Linked DNA regions of Mus musculus: region 2 is linked to region 1. The links are chromatin contacts, found by Hi-C in ENCODE. All regions are on one chromosome and are shown on one strand. Each heading gives the region's core, a stretch centred on a gene start or an enhancer-like site at or near the end of the contact. The rest is flanking DNA. Distances are from core to core; before and after follow the strand shown. Region 1 holds the start of Rbmxl1 (RNA binding motif protein, X-linked like-1). Region 2 has its middle 66 kb from the start of Gm39203.

The links. Hi-C counts contacts between places; a loop is a spot of excess contacts on that map.
Region 2: a loop to region 1 is called in a map of heart, with 6 times the contacts of the local background. The contact joins the enhancer-like site here to the promoter of Rbmxl1 in region 1. A Hi-C loop is called at or near these places in 5 of 37 maps with a recorded cell type or tissue (gastrocnemius and heart).

Annotation. Positions count from the first base shown.
Region 1 is chr8:78,506,327-78,510,380 of GRCm38, forward strand. It overlaps Rbmxl1 (RNA binding motif protein, X-linked like-1), which reads right to left and starts at 2,602. Exons shown (of 2, transcript NM_001252089.1): 1 at 2,473-2,602; 2 at 1-491. The coding sequence starts at 386. It overlaps Slc10a7 (solute carrier family 10 (sodium/bile acid cotransporter family), member 7), which reads left to right and starts at 3,002. Exons shown (of 12, transcript NM_029736.2): 1 at 3,002-3,348. The coding sequence starts at 3,249.
Region 2 is chr8:78,738,272-78,742,595 of GRCm38, forward strand. No RefSeq gene overlaps it. Among named protein-coding and RNA genes, the nearest start is that of Gm39203, 66 kb to the left of the region's middle. RefSeq lists an enhancer at 2,243-4,324. Within about 2 kb of position 2,705, at least 1 of the 3 ENCODE cell types and tissues checked has a DNase peak (open chromatin) inside an H3K27ac peak, as active enhancers do; it is heart, where a contact is called at or near this core.

The DNA.
Region 1 (4,054 bases), core at 1,352-3,851:
CCATCATCCATGTATCCTCCACGTGAAGGGGGTCCCCTAGTTCCTCCACTTCCTCCTCGAAGACCTCTGGGAGGGCCCCTGCTTCTTGGAGGTGGAGGTGGTCCACGCCTGCCACTTTCAAAAGATGGTTTGGTAGCTTGCTCCACCTTGATGGCTTTTCCATCCAAGGACTTTCCATTCATATCTCTAGCTGCATCTTTAGCATCTGCTGGGCTTTCGAAGGTAACAAAAGCAAATCCTCTTGATTTGTTGGTTTCCCGGTCTTTCATCAAAAGTATTTCCACTATTCGTCCATACTTGCCAAATACTGCTTCAAGGGCTTTCTCATTTGTTTCTGTATTAAGCCCACCAATGAAGAGCTTTCCTGGGCGATCTGCTTCAACCATCTTGCCTTCCAGCTGAGAGTCGGAGGGGACGTGAAGGTCTCAAGCTCCTCCTACAAGCTCGCCAAATCGGCCTTCCAAGTAGCTCACCGGTGACAGCTGCTGGGTCTCAGAACAGAACAGAAAAGCCACTAGGACTACTGCACACGAGCACCTGTGAATATTATTGTATTAGTTTCCTCAGGCTGCTGTAACAATGCATTGCGAAAGGGCTGGGGGTGGGAGGTGTGTTATAAAACATTGATTTTCTTACAGTTCAGGAAGTCACGAAGTATGAAGGTAAGTTTCTATCAGAAGCCTTAACAAAAATCTGTACCATGACTCCCTCCTAGCTTCCAGTGGTTGTCAGTAATTCTTAGACTACTTTGGCTTATAGATATCTCAATCTAGTTCCTCTCTCCACCCTACGTGGTGCTTACACTCCACCTGCACACCTTTGTATGACATTCAGAAGAACTGCAGCTTTTCATACCTATCAACATCTGATTTCTACAAGTCACCTTCTGAGGTCATGGGAAAACGTGTCTTTTACAGGGGATGGTACTCCAGTTAAGTTGGAGAAAGGATATAGGCTCATAAACTTAATCTAAATGAATATGACCCATTATTCTGGACTATCTGGTTAGGCTTTAAATCCAAGGACAAGTATCTTTTAAAGATACACACAGAAAAAAGGTAATGAATGCTCAAGGATGCAGAGAGCAGCCACTTGAAACATATGGAGGGAGATGTGATGCCTAACCAGGTCGAGACTGGAGCATCAGAACCTAAATCAAGGAAGCCAGGGAATATTAACAGCCACAAGAAGCTGGAAAGAGCCTTTAGAACACATGGCCCTCCAATATCTCCATTTTGGATTTCCTTATTCTGCAACAGTAAAACAACATGTCTATTGTCTGAGTATAGCTAACTCGGGGAGGGGACTATTTGTTATAGCAGCCCTAGCAAACTAATACAGTCCTTGACAATACAATTCACAAAACTACGGTTAAAATATTCTATGAATTAAGATTTTGTTCTAAACAGGTCAAAATCTCTAGAAAGACTCTGTGAGCAGCCTTACTTAAGCAGCACTATCTGTGATGACCTTTTGAGTATTCGATGACTGAGGCAGATTTTTTTTTCCTTTTGAACCAAGCAAAATTACTGAAGAAAATTATGTTATAAATTTTACTTCCTAGAACTCCACTTACCTTGTGACTGTCTTATAATAAGCCTTTATCACATTTCATGTACTTCTTTTGCCTGGTAAATTGTTTAATGTCTCCCTATTAAGTTCTTTTTATCTTGAGATTAGCTTTTCTTCATGCTGCCTGATGCGTAATTACCGAGCAGTGGGGGCTGTGCAACTGAGAACTGATAGCACAACTGCTTAAAGCAGCTTAGTTTTTGGATAGCGAGTCATGTCAGCAAGATAAAGTTAAATAGAGCAAATTGCACGCCGAGTCTCTTTCAAGCTTTGAATGCATTCAGAATGAAAGTCTGGTACAATCCCTTTCGAACGTTACGTTCCATAGTAAACTATTCAAGTAGCTGATACCAGGCTGCTTCAAAATGTCCCACAATACTTTGTTCCTTTCTTTCTTTGGGTGCATAAAGAGGAAGGGTTGATGCTCGGAAGACCATTCGTGAAACTATGTCATAGATTCGCCAAAATGCAATGCAAGAAACCGAGGGTTGGGGGAGGGGGCGGACATCAGACCCTCCACCCTGGATCTGGCCCTCACTGCTTTTGTTCTGAGTTCCTGGCCCCCTCTCAGTTGTCCTGTTGCTTTAGTGGTTCGGGGTCAGGCAAAGGCCCGCACCACGCGGCCTCCGGAATCGCCCGCCCACGCGCGGCACACGGGTGGGGAGGAGCCTGGGTCGCTCTCTCACCGCCCCCCAGGGAAGATTTGCCCCATCCCGGCCGTCCTCCCCACTCCCGAGGCGGGTTTTGGCCGCGGAGGCGGTCGGGCAGAAAGGCCCGGGCAGGCCACCGACCTGGCGGGAAGGCCCAGCCCGCCTTCCCCGCCTTCCCGCCGCCGCCGCTGCGGGAAGGCGGGGGGCCTGCCGTCCCGGACGTCTGCTCGGCCACCGATTTTCAACCTACCCACGGGGCTAACGCTTCCCTAACTAGGAAGCCGCTTTCCCGCGCCGGTCGCCACACGCGTCTGCCGCCGCCGCTCCCGCCGAGAACCAGAGGCCGCGAATGGCTTCCCCTCCCCCCGCGCAACGTCAACGCGACGTCGGTCGTCGCCGTAATGTCTCGAGTATACGCGCATAGACATAGCAGGCATTGGCGCGCGCAGCCGCCGCCACGGCGCAGCCCGGTACCGGCCCAGCGCACGCCGCGGGTCTCTCGGGCTCAGGGCAGAGTGAGAGACGCTCTCTGCAAGGCATGTCTCGGGGCTCGGGCCGCCGTCAATATAGCTTTACTGCAGCGACACCCATGATGAGGCTGGGCGTCTGGGGCGCCTCATCCCTCTCTCCCACTGCGGGCCTCCCCAAGCTTGGCCGTGTATGCACGGCGGCGGGTCCTGTTAGTGCAGCCCGTGACTCGTCTCACTTGCGTGCTCCTGGTGTGCCTCCGTTTTACGTCCCCTGCGCCCTGGTCCTCGGCGGGTGGGCGCGTCTATTCTGAGGTGCGTGGTAGTGATGGCGGCGCTCAGCGAGGCTTTCCTGTCACTGGGTACTACTACTCCCAGCCCGCCTCGGAGCCGCCCGAGCCACCCCTCGGTCTTTAGTTTACGAGTGGCAATTTGACTTGCTCTGCTGCATGTCTGGAGGGATCGAGGAAAGTGTGGAGACGCCCCGGGGATTTAGGGATCGCAGTTTGGAAAGCAAGCCAGCCAAACAAATAAACAAAACCCACCCGCCCTAACAAATATGAGGCTGCTGGAGAGGGCGAGGAAAGAATGGTTCATGGTCGGGATAGTGGTGGCGATCGGCGCCGCTAAGCTCGAGCCGTCGGTCGGAGTGAACGGGGGTAAGTGCCGCACCTCCGCCGGCTGCAGCGCGCCGGCTCCCACTTCTGAACTCGTCGGCGAGTCCCCGGGAGGAGCGGCCGCCCTGGCTGCGGCACAGCCCTCTGTCTCGCAGCGGGAGAGAGGGGGGCTTTTAGCAGGTTCTTCTCACTTGCTAGCCCAGGAGGGAATTAGGAATGGGGCAGGGGAGTGGGAGTGCAGGTTGCCTTTTCTGCGGGCAATCAATGACTTCTGCTCAGTGCCGGAGTGAGGGTACAGAAACTGAAAGTTACTCCTCTCGTTCTTAGTAGCATCCCATCCCAAGGGACTATAGGTTGCCAGGAGTTCTTTATCTATCCTGGAATAGACCTCATTATCCAGTCTATTTCCGACTCCTCCCTTTTGCCGCCCCCCCCCCCCAAAAAAAAGTCTGTTGGAGAGAAAGGGGTTTGGGGGAGATTATTGGCGGGAGCGGCGGATAGGAGAAAAAGGAAAAAAGGATACCCTTGCTCCAAACTTCAATTTTTAGTGTGCCTTAGTTGCTGACTAAAACTCCCAATTGTACTGACACGTTGCACTCTTTCCTTACGGGACACTACTTCCGTGTGCTGCTGGGCTGCCGTTACTACAGCAGCCGTCCAACAGTTGCAGACTGTGTTAGACTATGCACACTGTATGTTTTGGCAGGGAAGTGTGGATGGGTTAAAACCTCCGCTCCAATCTCTGAAT
Region 2 (4,324 bases), core at 1,455-3,954, 230 kb after region 1:
GGGGCACCAGTGGCCTTGTCCCTGCTTGGTTCTACCAGCACCACACATGTATGTGAGGATGCAGAGTCTGGCTAGCTGATTTCACAGTATGTCAGCCCCCACAGGGTTTTGACTCCTCAGCAATCACAGGTAGCATCCCAGAGGGGGTAGGTAGAGCAGGACAAAGAATGAAAGGCTCCAATAAGGGACCTGGCAGCTGGGGAGCATGGTGTGGGAAGGCGTGTCATGCCAGCAGCAGCTGAATCAGGGATGTTCTCTCAGACCCTACACTGGCATTCCATCCGATCACCCCACCACACCCGAGAGAAGTATCAGCTTAGCAAGGCAGGACTGGGCTGAGCTAGGCTGGGTCCCCAAATACACATCCCTGTGAAAGGCTTGGGGCTGCTGAGCAGTGTAGGCAGACACACACGGTAAGGCAGAGTAGTTTTCACAATGACACTCAGACAGACTGGCATGGGAGACAGTTTCCTCTGAAGTGTCATGTGAGTCAGCTTTCCACACGGTTAAAAAGATCTGAGATGTCTGCCACTCATTTGCTAGGCGGTGTCCTGGGCACAGGAGAGGTGTCCCCCTCACTGCCTGTGGCACTCAGGAGAGTGGGCCCTGCACTTGCCCAGGCAGCACAGTGGAGCTGGCCCTGGTAGCTAGGGCTAGGTGAGCCGGCTGAGGGCATGAGAGCAGGAGAGCTGCAGCATTGGGTGAGCTACCTGACGCAGTGTTGGAGAGCTCGCCCTGCTGGGGTGGGTTCAGGAGAGCTGGAGGGCTGACCAACTCAGCTACCACCCAGGCCCAGGCAGCACCCCAACATGTGCCCCGTCTCTGGAGTGCTGGAGCACATGAAGGGCTGTTCCTGCAGATCCAAAGCCACAGGACCTCCATGACACAGGGCATCAACAGGAGATCCGAGAGGAGTCCCAGTGAGGTCCAGTACTGATAGTGTAGCAGGAGCCAGAGGCCTCGAACCAGACCAATGACTAATTGTGGTGAACATTTGCTAGTGAAGGTGTGTGGACAGAAGGGTGCACCTTGGAGAAAATGCACTGGGACCCACTGCAGCTTCCACAGCAAGGTGTTTTTGTTTGTTTGTTTGTTTGTTTGTTTTATTTTACTTTACTTTTTAATTTTCTTCTGGGGAAGGTTGCCAGGGTGAAAGGTAGGTATGAAAGGACAGGGAGATGAGTGGGAGTGGGGTGCGTGACGTGAAATTCACAAAAAATAATTTTAAAAATTGCTATATTTTTAAGAGAAAAAATCTGAGATAAATCATCTGCTAAAGAAAAATGGTCTGAGGGGAATAAAATATGAAATGTAAAAAAATAAATTAGTTAAAAAAAAAAGAAAAGAGGAAAGGTCTATCTTAACTGGCAATTTTAGATGTTCCAGGCCACTATCTAGTTGGCCCCACTGCTTTTGGGGCTGCGGGTGCTCCCCCCAACCCTGGGGGGCCTCACAGCAGGAGTCTGTGGCACAGGAAGTGGCTTACCTTGTGGTGGCTAGGAAAGCAAAGAGCAACAGGTTGTGGTAAATCCCCACAACCTCCTTCAAAGCTACTCCATCCAGAGCATTACTCCTTCAGTCAGACGCCGTCACCTAAGGGTCGCTCTATCTCCCCATAGCACCAGGCACTGAGTGTCAAGCCTGAAACACATGGGCCCGTGCAGGAGTCGGTGGGCTCCTATAATGGAGTGGGCTCTTATAATGTGGGAGTGGGCTCCTATAATGGGGTGGGCTCCTATGATGCAGTAGCCTTTGGCCTGCTGTAATCCAATAACTCCCAAGCTTCTATAAATAACAGAATCAAGTTTCTAGTGTGCCAAGCTAGACTTGGGCAGAATGGTTCCCCTGGTGCCGCATCTGGGGTAAATAGACAATTGTAACCCACAGATGGGAGGAGAAAAGAGTAGAGTGCAGGAATTCGGCAAGAGGTTGCTCCCAGGATTGCTTGCAGCACCTGAGGTTGTCCTATCTCACCGTTCAGTTTCTGGAAGCACTAGAGTAACAGGAGGCCCAGACCTTGCGTGCATCTTCAAGTCTGGTCTGACCCTTGGGCCCCCATGGCATTACTAACTAGAAGCAAGCCTTGTTGTAGCTCCTGCTACATATGAATACCAGAAGTTTAAAACATAGATTTCCTGCTGGACCAAGGTGGCTCTGACCTCAGGTGCAGCCATCATGGTCACATCCTTTTTGAATGAGAGTAACTCCCACAGACTCATCAGAGTGAGGAGCAGGGTATTGTAGAGGTGACCTCTGACCTCTGACCTCTGAGCATGGAGGAGAGCACAGGCCCAGGGCTCTGTCTTTGCTATTTCATTGTCCACTGTCTCTGCCCCCAGTGCCTTTAGGCCATAGGCTCTACACAGCCTGTTTGCAGCCCCCCTTTCTCCTCCTAACCTTCACCTTCCCTTTAGGAAACAGCAAGCTTTTAAGGCCAGTTTTCTGGAATCGCCCCCTGCTCACACATAGAGGTCCCCAGAGGGTGCAAAGGTTGGCAAGAGAATGACCCTGAGGAGGGGTAGGACCATGAACAAGGTGCAGCCCTGGGCACTTGAGGCAGCCTTGACCTTCTATCAGGCTTCAGTGCTCCTAGAAAGGTCCACGGCCAGCTGGCCCAGCCCTAGCAGACATACCCACACCAACAAAGGCAAGCAGTACCTATACTGGGATTTCCCTTCCTAGCCTGGACCTGGAGGACTCAGGGACCTGTCTTGACATTGCTACAGCCTGCTTTTGAGGTCGAGCAACAAGGAGCATCCTAGTCACACCAAGCTGGCCTGGCACAGGAGATGCCCTCACCACGGGAACGAAATGGCTGACTACCACCTGAGCCCAAGCACCGTGGCTGTGAGATCATGTTGCCTGGTCTGGCTTTCGTCTGCTGCTCTAAATAGAGGAACATTGTGACCCCTCCCCCAGTTGTCTCCAGAAGGAAATGGGGCCACACAGGATGTCCAGCTCAGAGAGCTGAGGGTTGTGAATTAGACATGCTCCCCAAATAGACCCGAGTCTCTGAGGAACAGTTTTACCTTGTCACTTATTGCCATTAAGTTCACTGATGAAGCATGTGATAAGAGTAGTCTTCTATCTCCCCTAGCCACGGGATTCAGTAAAGACGTTCTCTGTTAGAGAGAGAAACAGAGAGGGAGACAGAGAGAGAGAGCGACAGAGACATACAGAGCATGAGAGAGAGAGAGAGAGAGAGAGAGAGAGATCCCCTAGATCACACAGTATGTAGGGATGTAGGGTGGGAGGGTGTTTCCCACCTACTTAGAAGCCCTGGCTACACAAATGTGTCCAGGATCCTTCCAGACTCAGACTTGGTCTGCCTTATTTACATGTACTTACACACAGAGGGAAAGATCCATGGTTGCCTGCCTGGGAACTCTATTTTTAGTTGTTTGGACTCATTGGCTTCCCCTCTGATCCTTCCTGGTTCTTTTCTGAGTATTTCCGGCCACTGCTTTCCTGGGAGAAAGGGGGTGAAGCTGAGCCTTAGTAGAGGCTGACCTCAAACCAGAGGGGCCCTGTATCATGGCCTTACAGCTCTGCTGGGGTGACTCTTCTCATCCCCGACCCCTCAGGACAGCTGGTGCTGAGAAGAGAGTTCTGGAAGCCGGGCAGCCTGCTGCAGTACCTGTGTGTGAGGACCAGGCAGCAATGGAGGTTTATTCAGCCTGTTTTTCTAGCAATGCTTGTGGAAGAATGAGACGAGAACCTGCCATGAAATGTTACACGGGCTCTCTTCTCCAAAACAAAATAAAACAAACCAAAACAGCACTCTCTCTTAGACAGAGCAATAAAATATATATTTATAAATATTTTCCAAGACTGCCCTCTAGTGGAAATCTAGAAGCAATAGCACATCTTATAAATTAGGATTTGGGATTCCGAACTTCTGAGTAAAAACAGACATTGAGGGAGGGAGACCTTCACACACACTCTGAAAGTTTCTCACACTGCCTTTGTGCCCAGAGGGCTGGTGAGGTTTCACTGGGCTGTACCTTGTTTCTACCAAACCACACACACACACACACACACACACACACACACACACACACACACTGAAGACTGTCTTGCCTTTTAAAAGAAATCCTGCTAGAGCTGGAAATTGTGTTATAAGGATATTTTAAAACTGGAAATGCAGGGACATGCCAGGAGAGACAATGGGAGAGCAGGCCCCATGTGTCCCTGGCTGGGCTCTGTGTGTTTGAATCTCCGGTGCTTTTATTTTGGCTGAGGAAGGAGCCAAGGCTGCAAGAGCATCTAGCCCCACAGGCCACACACACTGCTGGGGTTTCACCTTGGAGGATGTGGGACAATG